2 separate regions of the Homo sapiens genome follow, and region 1 is linked to region 2. Evidence: read pairs that join two places in POLR2A ChIA-PET (ENCODE). Cell type or tissue: HepG2. All regions are shown on one strand. Links, peaks and the distances in the headings refer to the core of each region. The heading gives the core; the rest is flanking DNA.

Region 1 (5,379 bases), core at 263-5,262, 61 kb before region 2:
AAAAAAAAAGAAGCTCAACATCATTGGTCTTTAGGGAAATGTAAATTAACGACAATGAGATACCAGTACATAGAACTGCGGAAATTAAAAGAAAAAAAAAAAAGCCTGACAATACCAAATGCTGGAAATAATATAGAGATACAGAAGAACACGAATTCTCATTCACTACTGGGAGAAATACAAAATGGTACAGTCATTTTAGAAAACAGTTTGGTAGTCTCCTGTAAAGTTAAACCATAAAGTTACCAAACAGCCTAGCAATCCCACTCTTAGGTATTTACTCAAATGAAATTTCACACTAAAACCTGTACATGAATGTTTACAATAGCTTTCTTTATAATCACCAAAAACCAGAAACCCAGATGTCCTTTAATAGGTGAATAGACACCAGGCGCGGTAGCTCACGCCTGTAATCCCAGCACTTTAGGAGGCTGAGGAGGGCGGATCACCTGAGATCAGGAGTTCAAGACCAGCCTGACCAATATGGAGAAACTATGTCTCTACTAAAAATACAAAATTAGCTGGGCGTGGTCGCACATGCCTGTAATCTCAGCTATTCGGGAGGCTGAGGCAGGAGAATCATTTGAACCCGGGAGGCGGAGGTTGCAGTAAGCCAAGATTGCACCACTGCACCCCAGCCTGGGCAACAAGGGAGAAACTCCGTCTCATAAAAAAAAAAGGTGACTAGACAAACTATGGTACATCCAAACAGTGGAATACTACTCAGCAATAAAGAGCATTGGACGCATGCAACAACATGGAAGAATTTTAAACGTATTTTGCTGGCCAGGTGCAGTGGCTCACGCCTATAATCGGAGCCTGAGGCAGGTGGATTGCTTGAGCTCAGGAGTTCCAGACCAGCCTGGGCAACGTGGTGAAACCGTCTCTACAAAAAATACAAAAATGAGCCAGGTGTGGTGGCACAGGCCTATAGTCCCAGCTACTTGGGGTGCTGAGGTAGGAGGATTGCTTGAGCCCAGGAAGTTGAGGCTGCAGTGAGCCGAGATGGCGCCACTGCACCCCACCCTGGGCAACAGAATGAGACCCTGTCTCCAATCAATCAATCAATCTACCTTTTAAAAAAATGTATTTTGCTAAGTGAAAAAAGCCAAACCTCAAAGGCTACATATTGTATGATTACATTTTAAGACATTCTGGAAAAGGCAAAACAATAGGGATGGAAAACAGGTAAGTTGTTGCCAGAGATTGAAGGAGATAGAGGGGTTGACTACAAAGGGGCCACTATAAGGGATTTTTTAGGGTGATAGAACTGTTCAGTATGGTACTGTGGGGTATATATCTGACTCTATGCATCTGTCAAAACCCATAGAACTAAACATCATAAAGAGTACACTTTACTATATGTATGCAAAAAATTTTTAAAAATGTTTTTTTGGGACAGAGTCTTGCTTTGTTGTCCAGGCTAGAGTGCAGTGGCACCATCATGACTCACTGCAGCCTTGACCTCCCTGGCTCAAGCCATCCTCCTGCTTGAGCCAGGAGAAATTGGGACTACAGGTATGTGCTACCAGGCCTGACTAATTTTTTTTTTTTTTTTTTTTTTTGTAGAGATGGGCTCTCACTATGTTACCCAAGCTGATCTCAAACTTCTAGGCTCAAGCAATCTTCCCTCCTTGGCATCCCAAAGTGCTTGGATTAGAGGTGTGAACCACTGCAGCTGGCCACTGTATGCAAATTTTTTAAAATAACCAGAATATCTGGGAACCCAGGATAGACTACAGACTGTAACAAATGAAATCTAACTGCATTACAAACGTCTGATATAACCTCAGAGAGGAAAACAAAAGGAGCTGATCTAAGTAACTTCATAAAACAATGTTACTACTCGATACTGTAAGGATAAAAACAAACAAACAAACTGTAGGCAAACATTGTACTCTAGTTGGTAAATCTGTTTCTCACAGGAGTAATCACTGAAACTACAGGTTACACAAATAAGTAAATATACTATAGGGAATGAGAGCTAAATTTCTTACTCTGAGAAAGAAGTCACAAATAAGCAAGGGGGGAAGACTAGAATGAATCTTGTGGTGCTGGATTAGTCAGAGATACCAGTATAAACCCATGCTTATTTTAATATACATACAGATAGAGAAATAAATATAAATGTGTGTATATATAGATTAATATACATACATACATTTCCTAGCTCTTTCCACTGAAAGGGACTAGAAGCATCTTGTAATACCAGACAGGAAGTACTAAACACACACACACACACACACACACACACAGAGAGAGAGAGAAAGAGAGAGAAAGGAAGGAAGGGAGGGAGGGAGGGAGGGAAGAAGGGAAGAAGTGAGGGAGGGGAAGGAAAAGGAAGGAAAAGGAAGAAAGGAAGAAAACAAAAAGAAAGAAAGAAAAGAAAGACTCTGATGAATGCTAAAATCAGAGGGTGAAACTTTAAGGAGAAATAGGACATCTGCATAGCCTGAGGGTATCTCCCCTAAAATATTTATTAATTACTGTGGTGCTTTTAACATATGTCCGCAAATTATTTGATAAGCTTTCATCCTGGAAATGAAGCTTAATTCTCCTTCTATTCAGTGTGGGCCAGACTTGGCAAATGATTTCCAACAAATAAGACTAGGTACTGTCATTTTATGGAAATGGAAAAGAAAAATAACACAAAAAGAGAAAAATCGTGACTTTTTCAGTGGAGAAACGTGTATACAATCTCAACCAAATGATCAAAGTTACCATCACCAGTAATAAGCCATGCTAATACTATGTTGATATCATACTTTGATATGATCCAATGAGAAGGGTACTTCACTTCTGTGGTATACTTTCCCAAAATCCATAATGCCAAGTCTAATCATGAGAAACCAAAACCCAAATGGAGAGACATCTACAAAAGAGCTGACCAGTACCCTTCAAAAGTATCAAGGTCGTAAAAGACAAGGAAAGACTGAAAACTGTCAAAGATTGGAGGACACTAAAGATACATGATGACTAACTGCAGTATAGTATCCTAAATTGAATCCTGAAATGGAAAAGGGACATAAGTGAAAAAACTGGTGAAATCCAAGACTATAATTTAGTTAATAGTATTGTACCTATATCAATTTCTTAGTTTTAATAAATGTACCATGATGATGTAAGATATTAATATTAGGACAAGGTAGATGAAGGGTATACAGGAACTCTTGGTACTATCTTTGAAACTCTTGTGTAAATCTACAACTATTTCGGGCCAGGCACAGTGTCTCACACCTGTAATCCCAGCACTTTGGGAGGCAGAGACGGATGGATCACCTGAGGTCGGGAGTTCGAGACCAGCCTGACCCACATGGAGAAACCCCATCTCTACTAAAAATACAAAATTAGCTGGTTATGGTGGCGTATGCCTGTAGTCCCAGGAGGCTGGGGCAGGAGAATTGCTTGAACCCGGGGGATGGAGGCTGCAGTGAGCCGAGATCACACCATTGCACTCCAGCCTGGGCAACAAGAGCGAAACTCTGTCTCAAAAAAATAAAAATAAAAATAAAAATCTACAACTATTTCAAAATCAAAATTAAACCTGTAATCTCAGCTACTTGGAAGGTGAAGTGGGACGACTGCTTGAGCCCAGGAGTTTGAAACCAGCCTGGGTAACACAGTAAGACCGTGTCTCAATCAATCAATCAATAAAAAATTATAAAAACAATAATATAGGACAGTTTCTTAACTTTAGTACAATTAATATTTGGGGCCAAATAATTCTGTTATGGGAAGTTGTCCTGTGCCTACTAGAATGTTAGCAATGTCTCTGGCCTCTACCCATTAGATGCCAGGAACCCACCTCCCCAGTTATTAGAACCAAAAATGTCTCCAGGGATTGCCAAACGTCCCCTAGGAGGCCAAATCACCCCAAGTTGAGACTACTGATATAGCTATATACATTAACATATAAAGATATCCATAACATAGTGTTAAAAGAAAATAGAATAGTATCTAACCTCTGAGTCAATTTATGTAATAACATATACACACATGACACATGTGCTTAAATATATATACAAATGTCTGGAAGGATGTGAACCAAAATCATTACTCCAGGATGCTAAGACTATGGTTAAATTGTCTCTGTACTTTTCAGTATTATTGGATTTTTTTAATAAGCATGTCTCATTTTTCTTTTCTTTTTTTTTTTGAGATGGAGTTTCGCTCTTGTTGCCCAGGCTGGAGTGCAATGGCGTGATCTCGGCTCACTGCAACCTCCGCCTCCTGGGTTCAAGTGATTCTCCTGCCTTAGTCTCCTGAGTAGCTGAGATTACAGGCATGCACCACCATGCTTGACTAATTTTTTTGTATTTTTAGTGGAGATAGGGTTTCTCCATGTTGGTCAGGCTGGTCTCGAGCTCCTGACCTCAGGTGATCTGCCCGCCTCAGCCTCCCAAAGTGCTGGAATTATAGGCGTGAGCCACTGTGCCCGGCCCCCGCATGTCTCATTTTTCTGAACACAAAAATGCTTTGTTCTCATTTTTTTCATAGTGCTTCCAATTCAATAACCAAAATCCTGTTGGTTCTGTTTACAAAATATCAAAATGGTTACCTATTCTCTCCAGCCAAAGCCCAACTCCAGCCTCTCTCACCCAGACTAATGTAACAGAATCCTAAACTGTTTTTCCTTCTCTAACCCACTCTCCACCCAGTTACTTCATAAAATAGATTTACAGGCCAGGTGCAGTGGCTCACGCCTGTAATTCCAACCCTTTGGGAGCCCGAGGTGGGCAGATCACGAGGTCAGGAGTTCGAGACCAGCCTGACCAACATGGTGAAACCCTGTCTCTACCAAAAATACAAAAATTAGCCAGGCGTGGTGGCATGCGTCTGTAATCCCAGCTACTCAGGAGGCTAAGGCAGGAGACTTGCTTGAACCCGGGAGGTGGAGGTTGCAGTGAGCTGAGATTGCGCCACTGCACTCCAGCCTGGGTGACAGAGCGAGACTCTGTCTTGAAAAAAAAAAATAGACTTACTACCACTTCCCTCTTTAAAACCTCAAACCTCATGGCATGACTTTTGAGGGCCTCAAAAATTTGTTCCCAGGGTCTATATTTTTAGTTTTACCTCCTACCACTGTCCCTCAAGTACCCTCTATGCCAGATAGTTGCTGGTCATTCCTTGAAAACATACCATGCATTTTCTTAACTTTGCCCATACTGTTCTTTTGTCAGTAATATTATTCTTCCCACTTTTCTGCTTGATAAAATGTACACAGTGGTACAGAGGAAAAGAATGGGATGGAGGATGAATGAATAAATAAATAAGAGTTAGAGGAAAAAGTATAAAACAGCATGGAGATGAGGATTTAATAAAGTAATTTTTGGTAGGGAGGAGACAATAACAGCACCCACGGCAAAAGGCTACGGTAAG
Region 2 (5,379 bases), core at 13-5,012:
GTCTCAAACTCTTGACCTCAGGTGATCCACTTGTCTTGGCCTCCCAAAGTGCTGGGATTACAGGTATGAGCCACTGCGCCCGGTCTATGTATTTTGTGGTTTTTTTTTTTTTTTTTGAGACAGGGTCTCACTCTGTTGCCCAGGTTGGAGTGCAATCGTATGATCTTGGCTCTCTGCAACCTCTGCCTCCCAGGTTCAAGTGATCTTCCTATCTCAGCCTTCCAAGTAGCTGGGACTACAGGGTGCAACTACTGCACCTAACTAATTTTTCTATTTTTTTTTAAAGACAGAGTTTCACCATGTTGCCCAGGCTGGTCTCGAACTTGTGGGCTCGAGTGATCTGCCTGCCTCGGCCTCCCAAAGTGCTGTGATTACAGTGTGAGCCACTGTGCCCAGCCTCATTCTAATTTCTTGGTTATATCTGCTCACTGGATTGGGAGCTCACGAGGGCAGTGTCCATGTCAGTGTCTAACAAGCCAAAAAAATGTCAGTTGTATGAACAAATGTGTGAAATACACATTCAGGTATCCAGATTTGGGCAGAGTTATAGATTTGGGAGTTATTGGTATAAATATGGTCACTGAGGTGGTGGGAGAGGATGCGGTAAAGAGAAAAGAGAACTAAAGGAAGAGGTCCTCAGAGCTTTATGATTTAAGGTCACGTTGAGGAGATAAAGCCCTAGGATATGGCCGAGAAAGAGACAGAGAGCTGACAAGGACCAGGCAAAGGGCTGCAGAGCAGGCAAGCTCAGAGATCATATGCCTTCCTCCAGCAGCTCACAGTAGACTGGGAGAGGAATCACTTGGGCCTAACCCAGGATGAGGGCAAGGGAAGGTATAGCAAGAGAAATGCCAGCCCTGTGGGAGGAAAAACAAAGTACAACTAGGACAGGCTTCTAGGTGAGGAGAAGATGGAAGGGTGGCAGGATGGATGGTCCTGATGGTGTTAAAAAACAGGTGGCTGGGTTGGGCGTGGTGGCTCACGCCTGTAATCCCAGCACTTTGGGAGGCCAAGGCAGGTGGATCACCCATGGTCAGGAGTTCAAGACCATCCAGACTTATCAATATGGTGAAACCCCATCTCTACTAAAAATACAGAAATTAGCCAGGCGTAGTGGTGCATGCTTGTAATCCCAGCTACTTGGGAGGCTGAGGCAGGAGAATCGCTTGAACCTGGGAGGTGAAGGTTGCAGTGAGCTGGGATAGTGCCATTGCACTCCAGCCTGGGCAACAAGTGTGGAACTCCATCTCAAAAACAAAACAAAACAAAAACAGGTGGCCGGGTGCAGTGGCTCACGCCTGTAATTTCGGCACTTTGGGAAGCCGAGGCAGGCAGATAAGCTGAGGTCAGGAGTTTGAGACCAGCCTGGCCAACATAGTGAAACCTCATCTCTACTAAAAATACAAAAATTAGCTGGGTGTGGTGGTGTGTGCCAGTAATCCCAGTTACTTGGGAGGTTGAGGCAGGAGAATCGTTTGAACCTGGGAGGCAGAGGTTGCAGTCAGCTGAGATCATGCCACTGCACTCCAGCCTGGGCGACAAAGCGAGACTCCATCTCAAAAAAAAAAGAACAAAAACCAAAAACAGGTGACAGGCCAGGCGTGGTACCTCATGCCTGTAATCCCAACACTTTGGGAGGTGAAGGTGGTTAGATGGCTTGAGCCCAGGAGTTTGAGACCAGCCTGGGCAACATGGCAGGAGCTCGTCTTTACCAAAAATAGTATCCAAAAATTAGCTGGGCATGGTGGTGGGTACCTGTAGTCCCAGCTACTCAGGAGGCTGAGATGGGAGAATCGCTTGAGCCCAGGAGGCGAAGGTTGCATTAAGCTGTGATTGCACCACAGCACTCCAGCCTGGGCAACAGAGCAAGACACTGTCTCAATAAAAAACAAAAACAACTACAACAACAACAAAAAAAAAAACAGGTGACATGAGAAGGAATGCAGGTGTGAGTGAACAGAAGAGAATTTGACATTTTTCAGGGTGTGACCAGGCTACATCATGCCCAGGATAAAAAACAATTTCAGGCCAGGCATGGTGGCTCATGCCTGTAATCCCAGCACTTTGGAAGGCCGAGGCGGGCGGATCACTTGAAGTCAGGAGTTCAAGATCAGCCTGACCAACATGGTGAAACCCCATCTCTACTAAAAATACAAAAATTAGCTGGGCGTGGTGGCACGTGCCTGTAGTCCCAGCTACTTGGGATGCTGAGGCAGGAGAATCGTTTGAACCCGGGAGGCGGAGGTTGCAGTGAGCTGAGATCATGCCACTGCACTCCAGCCTGGGGGACGGAGCAAGACTCCGTCTCAAAAACAAAAAACAAAAAACACCCAATTTCACCAAATAGTGTTTTTCTGGCTCTGCAGGACCCTGCCTCCCTCAAATTCCTTCTGGAGAGCTCTGGGAATCCCAGAGGCTTTTCATATATGCAGAGAGAATTAGCTCATGAGGCCCCCTCCCCATTTTCCCCTTTTCCTGCTCCAGGTCTCAGTGGAGTTGACCCTTGTCAATGCCAATACCCACAGAGAGCCCTGCTGCTGGAGAAGCTTAAAGGGGGCCTGATGTGACTTCTGGTCTCTTCCTCGGTCTGCACTGAAGCCACGACTGCCCAAAGTCAAGGACACTAGTATTGAGGGAAGTAGTGGTCAAGGGCCCAGTGTTCTAGAATCAGGAGATCCAGGTTTCCAACCTGGCTCTGCAGTTCACTAGTTCTGTGACCTTAAGCAAGTTGATTAATTTCTCTGAGCCTCTGCTTCCTTATCTGCAGAGAGGAGGGTAATAAAGAACCTACCTCACGGGGTTGTTGTGAAGTTAGAATGAACAAATGCATGTACACCACTTAGCACGGTGCCTGGCATAGACAGAGTGGTTAACAAATGTTGGTGATTATGATTTTTATTATTATAGTCATTAATTCATTTAACAAGCAAGCTCTAGGCATTCTCCCACATGTACCCAGTACGTCAGCCAAAATGTATTTCCTGATATTTCCCAACATTTAACATGTTTCCTCATCCCGCTGTGGCTTTGCACATGTGGTTTGTTCTGCCTGGATTGCCCTTCACTCCCCATCTGCCTGGCAAACTTGCCCTTTGAGCCTCAGCTAACGCCTGGTCTCCTTGAGGCGCTTGCCTGGACCTCCCACACTGGATGAGACTCCTCCTCTGGTCTTGCGCATGACCAGGGCTCATTGCACAACCCCAGAGGAGACGAGTCATACGGACCCCCAGAGTTGTGCAATGTGGCAACTTTGCCCATATTTTTCCTCTGTTTTCTTCTATCATAATTTTTATCACACTCTTACTGCAATGATTTATTTACCTGTTGGTTTCTCCCTCAGACTCTGAACTCCTCGAGGACTCTGACACAGAGTCAGGGCTCAGTAAGTGCCTGCCTGAATGAAGGGATCCTGGCCCAGTTCCTGAACCCAGAAGCTGCAGCCTGGTCAGGGAGACAGAATGAATCAACGTGAGACATGTCAAGAACTGAGCATGACTAGAGGTTCACACCCCTGAGGCTTTCCTAGGAGAGACCAACAGAGCTGTAAGGGAGGATGTGGTGGTCAGAGTGGGAGACTGGAGTGGAGATGGAAAGAATGAGGAGGTACTTAGAAAATCCAATAGCGGTCGGGCGTGATGGCTCACGCCTGTAATCCCAGCACTTTGGGAGGCCGAGGCGAGCAGATCACCTGAGGTCAGGAGTTCGAGACCAGCCTGGCTAACATGGTGAAACCTCATCTCTACTAAAAATACAAAAAATTAGACGAGCATGATGGTGTGCACTTGTAATCCCAGCTACTCGGGAGGCTGAGGCAGGAGAATCACTTGAACCCAGGAGGTGGAGGTTGCAGTGAGCCGAGATTGCGCCATTGCATTCCAGCTTGGGCAAAAAGAATGAAACTCTGTCTCAAAAAAAAAAAAAAAAAGAGAAAAACCAATAGCTAACACTTCTGGATTGTTCTGCTTAGGGGTGGAAGAATTTCAGCCCCCTCCCCCATGATTTTCATCTGGTCTAAGGTAAAGAAAGTACATTTCAAAGCTCTTACAAGGACATTATGTATCCAGGGAGGGCCACTGTGGGTTGATGCTCTTTACTAGGCCCATTTTTTGCACAGGATAGGTGGAGGCACAGCCTGGAAGCAGGACAATGCACCCAGAGCATCTGACATCACCCTGAAAAATAATTTGAGTGTTAGCCCCACTGCAGGCAGGGATCAGACTATAGGGCTCTTAGGAAAATGTTTCTCTTCCTCAGGATGGATTTAGACTGCATCTTTGCTGAGAATAAACACTTGTCTTTTGTAAGGGTGTATGTGTCTGTATATTGGATCTGCATTTAAGCACCCTACGGTCATCCTCACTTGCTCTAAAAGGCCAAGTCTGAACAATGAGGAGGAGGCATAGCTCATCACTTCTCATTGGTAGAAAGACATTAAAGGAACAGGACCACGAGGATCAAAATTGCCAAGCCTACCCTAGACTGTTTGGCTGAAACCTATTTTCTGCACCCTTCCATCCTCCTTCTTTGATACTATTCTAGACTCATGGGAAGAAGAAATACTCCTACTAAGTGTTTCTTATCCTTTTGATCCTATTGCATGTGGCTTACTAGGTGAGGTTTCCTGCACAGAGTCTGGTGGATATTTTGCCCAGTGGAGAACTGAAAAGGTAGTCTTTTTGTGGGTGTGGAGAGGGAGGATCTGAGATGAGAGAACAAAGTTAGGAACCAAGTGTACCCATGAGGGACGCTGTGAAAAACTATAACAGGTTTTGGTTGTTTTTTCCTTGGGCAGTTATGTGATATGTGCAATTTTAAATTATTTCTTCTAGTTGTATTTTCCTACAAGAATTCCTGCCTCTTCGGGAAGTCTTGCATGCACATGGGCCTTGAGTTTGTGGCGCTAGAGGGGCAAGTCAGGGGGTGGGCAAATAAAGGGGGTGTAGCCCACTCCTGGCCGTCTCCTGTGGAAGTCTATGTTAAGGAAACTTCCTTGACAGGCGAGCGTGACCAGCAGTACAGCTGCGGATGAATCCTGCTGGGTGGGAGGCTCAGGCAGAGGTGGGAGGAAGGGGACCCTGACGGGGAACAAAAGGGGTGCAGTTTTCTGTAAAGGACAAGGCGATCAGGATAAGAGGCAGGGCTCCAGAAGAGGCTTAGGAGAGCCCTGGAGAGACTGTTCTGGGGACTGAGAGCTTCAAGTCTAATTCCTGGCTGGAATGGAGGGTGGGGCAAAGTCTCTGAGAATGAGGTAGGACAGTGATGGGGGGAGCTCCTCAGACTCAGTCCCGGGCCCTGGTTGCTGCCTACCCACCCTGCCTTCCCTCGTGGAGCCAGGCTGTGGGCCTGCGCTTAGGCTTCCTTACTGCTCTCTGCTCTGCA

What was found. Peaks named below come from ENCODE experiments on the same cell type or tissue, not always from the same donor. Only the 100,000 strongest peaks of a DNase experiment are listed, where the experiment ranks them.
Region 1: POLR2A ChIA-PET joins it to region 2 with 7 read pairs; 6 of 35 experiments call an interaction of 5 or more read pairs at or near these places.

What each region holds. Positions count from the first base shown.
Region 1 is chr1:39,870,527-39,875,905 of GRCh38, forward strand. The region is part of intron 1 of TRIT1 (tRNA isopentenyltransferase 1); the gene reads right to left. Among named protein-coding and RNA genes, the nearest start is that of MYCL-AS1, 9.9 kb to the right of the region's middle. In HepG2, for the core only: no CTCF peak of the experiment used is centred there; no DNase peak of the experiment used is centred there.
Region 2 is chr1:39,931,366-39,936,744 of GRCh38, forward strand. No RefSeq gene overlaps it. Among named protein-coding and RNA genes, the nearest start is that of MFSD2A, 21 kb to the right of the region's middle. In HepG2, for the core only: no CTCF peak of the experiment used is centred there; a DNase peak (open chromatin) is centred at 3,076.